2 separate regions of the Mus musculus genome follow, and region 1 is linked to region 2. Evidence: chromatin loops called from intact Hi-C (ENCODE). Cell type or tissue: gastrocnemius. All regions are shown on one strand.

Evidence for each region. Peaks named below come from ENCODE experiments on the same cell type or tissue, not always from the same donor. Only the 100,000 strongest peaks of a DNase experiment are listed, where the experiment ranks them.
Region 1: it touches region 2 in a loop (9-fold over the local background); 1 of 42 quality-filtered maps calls a loop at or near these places.

What each region holds. Positions count from the first base shown.
Region 1 is chr5:107,867,272-107,869,771 of GRCm38, reverse strand. It overlaps Evi5 (ecotropic viral integration site 5), which reads left to right and starts at 724. Exons shown (of 20, transcript NM_001378824.1): 1 at 724-981. In gastrocnemius, no CTCF peak of the experiment used is centred here; DNase peaks (open chromatin) are centred at 606 and 1,265; H3K4me3 peaks cover 1,922 bases; H3K27ac peaks cover 1,576 bases.
Region 2 is chr5:107,727,914-107,730,413 of GRCm38, reverse strand. No RefSeq gene overlaps it. Among named protein-coding and RNA genes, the nearest start is that of Gfi1, 4.8 kb to the right of the region's middle. In gastrocnemius, no CTCF peak of the experiment used is centred here; no DNase peak of the experiment used is centred here.

The sequences.
Region 1 (2,500 bases), 140 kb before region 2:
TTTTTCTGGACAGGTCTTACAAATCTAAATGTAAAAGCCAGTGGTATCATATTAGTAAACAATTTTAGAGCTTTTCTGACTGCTTGATGGTAATTACTATCCTTTTGGTCACTTTCAAGTATATAACAAAAATGATTTATATTGCCTTTATTATTTTTTTTTTTTGTTGCCTGCAATTCCTTTGACAGGACCCAAATGAATAGGCTGTTTTTGTCCCAAACTAAGTAATTTCCTTCTAAGAATTTCTTGGTTGGTGTTGGATAATTGCCCACCCTCTGCCGGACTCCGAAAAAACCCACGGTTTATTCTAGAGGATTAGTGGAAGACCTGTTTTACCACCGCGAGTGCCATTTGATTAATATTATGTTTTTGGGAGTGAGACTCCGGGCAGCCCTCGCAAAGCTGCGCGTCGCTGTGCGCGCCCCAGGCCTGCGCGGATGCTCGCCCGGGGGGCTCCGAGGGGGCGTGTCTTGTGCTTCCCTGACTGGCCAGGGGCGGCTCGAGAGACTGGGAAGTCAGCAGTTTGCATGGCCGAGGGCTGGGCGCTTGGGAAGAGGGGCGGAGGACCGAGAGGGATCTCCCCGCCTCCGTTCCTCTCGGTCCAATCCCTTCGGCTTCTGCTTCGGCTTCGCCAGCGCGGCCGGGGCCCTAACCTGCTCGAACCCATTATGCCGTAGAGGCCGGCCGGGGCTCTTTAAGGCCCTCGCCGCGCCTGCGCCCTGGGCTTTCGTGAAGCGGCCCGACCAGAGCCGGGCGGAGCTGGCGGGCGTGGGGCTGCGCGGGGTTCTCCCGAGTCGTCGGCGGTACGGTGGAGGGTCGCGGGCAGCTCCGGGTTCCTGAGCAGGAGGCGTGCGCCGGGTCACGCGGGGAACGCGGCCGCGGAGGCCGAGCCGGGCCGAGGCGCTTGGAGGCGGCGGCGGCACGGCCGCCGGCTGCATGGGAAGTTCATGTTGACGGCGGAGTCCACCCCAGGTTTCCAAGGTGAGGGGCGCCGCGCCAGGCCGGGCTGCGGCGAGGGAGGGCGCGGGCGCCGCCGAGGGCCGCGCCGCCCACCCGGGCCGCCGCCGAGTTTGCGGCGCGAGCCCGCCGGGGCCTGCGTTCCCCGCTCTCGCCTGGCCCGGGCGGCCTCGGGGCCCGTCCTCGAGGACACGGCGGTCCGCCGCGCCCTGCTCGGAAAGTTGGCGTCTCCATTCGGCCTGCGGCGGCTGCCGGCAGGTGATGGGCGAGCCAGGTGTGCAGAGCGACGGCGCACGGAGCTCCTGTGCACCCGGTTGCCCATCGCCTAACGGGGCTAGCCTGAGATTAACCGCGGGTTTCCGGTGGGTTGGCTTGCGGTGGTGGCGCCTGCGCTGGTGACTCCGACCTTAGGTCTTTTCACCAAAGAGCGAAGCAAAAGTTCTGGACCGGTTCCCTCGCAGTCCCGTTTCTGCTGGAGGGGATTTTGAAGAGCAACAAGCGGTTTTCTTTGGAGAATAATAAACCTTTCTCCGCCGAGAGAATGAATTCCAGAGCTTCCTGAAGTTAGAGAAACATGGTCTGTTGGTAGTTTTTAATCTTTGCGCGGTGTTTTTTTTTTTTTTTTTTTTTTTGGTGTGTGTGTTTTAAATTTTATTAGTAATAATTTCTCAGTGTTCCAGAACTTTGCTTCCTGTAAGATAGAAAATGCTCACCTTCTATGAGAAGTTTGTGTCAAGGAAATCTTAGAAAATTTATTCAAGCCTATCTGGAGTAGAAAGATCACAATTTTAAGTTTTCAGGTAATGATTTTTAAGTGAACCAACACAAACCAACAAATTACTAGGTTGGGATATATACCTCGGAGGAGTGGAATTGCTGTTTTTTTTTTGTTTGGTTTTCTTTCTGGGTCAGAGTTTTGCTATGTAGCCCAGGCTGTCCCCGTACTCCTGCCGTCGACCTCCTTGCAGTATATTGCCACTATTTCTGGTTGATTATTTTTTAAAAATTTCTGGCATTAGGTTCTGTTGGGCCTTCTCAAGACGGTTGAGAACTCTAGTTATTCCATACTTACGATGCTTACCATCTTCAAAAAATGCTGCGATTTGGATGGTGGTACTTTATCAGTGTGTGACTTTATTTTGCCTGGTGAATGAGTTTAAAAATATTAGTCATTTTTGTATTAATCTTTTGTGAAATGCCTCTTTTACGAATTATGCTTAGGTTTTTGTTATTTTACTTTTCTTTTTTTTTGTTTGGTTTTTCGAGACAGGGTTTCTCTGTGTAGCCCTGGCTGTCCTGGAACTCACTCTGTAGACCAGGCTGGCCTCGAACTCAGAAATCCGCCTGCCTCTGTCTCCCAAGTGCTGGGATTAAAGGCGTACGCCTGGCTATTTTACTTTTCTATTGTTTTTTTAGTTCTGTCTTTTGTTTTGTTGGGGACAGAACCTACATCCTTGCATGAGCAACTGTGTTAACTTTCCAAGGTTTCTTTTATCAGTGGTCTGACAGTATCTGCAAAATTCCAGAAATAAACAACTTAGAA
Region 2 (2,500 bases):
GTCAATTTGTTTGTTGCTGAATTTCTCCTTAACTTACTCTCAGGCTTTTGTGTTGCCTATTGACATGAGTGATGGCCATCAAATCATACTTTGACTGATGTCATTATTTGAATATTGTTTTGATCAGTTGCTACTCATAAAAGGAAGATTTTTATTTTAATTGTATATTTGGGGGTGAGCATTTGGAAGTCAGTTATCTCCTTCCCCACCTAAGTTCCTGGAGATTGAACTCTGGCTGTGGGGTTTGCTGGCCAGCACATTTACCCATTGCCCAGAGATAATTACTTATCTCATTGGCAAGTTCAGATGTCACACAATTATCACTTTGTATTTGTTTGAATTTAAATATTTTAGAAAAAAAAAAGCACTCCTTCTTCTTTCCTCTGCACTCACTAAGATGATTCCTCCAAAGATAAAAATCAAATAGACTTATATTTTTTAATACCAGAAAAATACTGTGACATGACAGGGTGTGTCCACTGTTCTAAAGAACACTTCTACTAAAATAAAGACCAGTTCTACAATGGCCCCTTCCAGTCTTTTTAGCTATTTATTGATATGAATTCCCTGCCTTATGTATCATCCAGGATTCTACCTAAAATAGTTCCAATAAGTATCAAGGACCACTCAAATATTCACTATTGGACTTAGAAGCTCCACTCTTAAAAATAGATTCTATAGAAAGAGCCTGAAATGGGGGCATGAAATGGGTCCATCTCCAGCGTCACGCACACATGAACAAAGAAAAGGAGGAAATGGTGTTAAGAAAACTTACATCATACTATTTAAAAATAAGGAGGAAGGAGGGAGGAAGAGAAAGAGAGAAAGCTCAATGCTTAGGCAAGAGTGCTTAAGAAAATTACAGTTAACAGATCATTTACAGCATTTAAAATGGCAAAAGATTATTATAATTCTAAAAATGTATTTTGCTGACATAAAACATTATACATACAATAATAATACTATGTAGTGTTTTAATGTCGTGATTTTCCCCCCTGAAGTAAAGTTTACTATAGAAAGTATGTGTTCTATAAAATAAATATGCTATCAAAAACAATAAACAATTATAGCTATGATTTTTTAAAAAAGTTATAGCTATGAGATTGCTTTCTTTTTTCAATAAGACTAAAACACCTGGAAAGTTTTGGGTGGGTATTTTTTCCTTATCAGAGGGGAAGTAATACACTTTATAATACTCTAAAAAATCTCCATAAGCCTCAGGTCTCTTACCTACTTCAGTCTCATATCCCAGATGAATCTGTGAAGAGGAACACTGAAGGACTTCCCCACCGCCATTCTGCAGTGCAGGCTGATTGATGGTTGGACTCCTGGTGAGAAACAGCTGGCAAAATTGATCTAGCTTGCCCATGGTCATGGGTTGGGTTTTGGCAGAACACAGACTGATAATCATATCTACCTTCAAAGTCATGAAGCCCATTTCCCTCCTGGTAACATCTCTGAGCAACTCAAAAGAGGCAAACACTACCAGAATGCATGCTGGGAGTGCGAGTAGCGCCCTCTCTGGGCTTTCCCAAGCCCCAGTCTTCCCAAACCCTGCAAGAGAACATTATAGATAGCCTTCCCATGGAAAAAAATAAGTAGCCAGGATTAATATCATCTCATCATCTTTATTCACATTTCAAGTCTTTTGTTGTTTATGTGTGGCCTTCCTGCCTCGGCCTCTCAAGTGCTCAGGAGATTTCCGTCAAGTGAGTACCCATCGTCTTTATCAATAGCTATGCGAGATGGTCCTGCAGATAAATAGGTGACTAGCAAATAATGTTTGGAAGGTGAGAGTATTTGGCATTAGGCATCTACAGGTGCATTATTAATATTACTTTAAAAAAAACCCAGTATACTGCTTGAAAACAGTGAATGCAATGGGTTCTCATTCACCTTCCTGCTCTCAATCAATCTCCATCTCTAAAGCAAGAAGCGGGGCCCTTCTGGCTGAGCGAGGGGTAAAGGGAGGGGTAAAGGGAGGGGTAAAGGGAGGGGAAGAGATCTCCTGGCACCTTGGTTCTCTCTTTACCTCCAGTTTAGCAATAAAATAAGCAAGAGGCATGTGAGACTGCTGAGCCTGAGAGACAGGTCTTCCTAACATCTCTGAGCCTGGCTCCCTGCTCCTCCTTGTAAACCTCTTAACCTTTCTGGGTCCCCTTCTCCCTTCCCTGCCTTCCTCCTATGCTCCCCAAGTATGGGAATCACTCCCCAACACCTCGATATATCTCAGAGATGTCCCATCCTCACTTACTAACTGCTTTGATGTGTATTTACTTAGTTTAATCACGGGATTCAACAACCATCTGCCTCTGACCTGCTCCAGTTCTTACTGGTCAAGTCAGAAATCCCAAGAGGCCACAACAGCAAGTAGAAAGTGAGATGATTAGGGTTAGTCAGAGAAGGGCTTAGTGTTCAGTGCTGGTGCCTTCACAGAGCCTCCAGCAGCACTTAAACTGCTCACTAGTCACAGAGCCTAGGTGGGAAAATTTGACTGAGC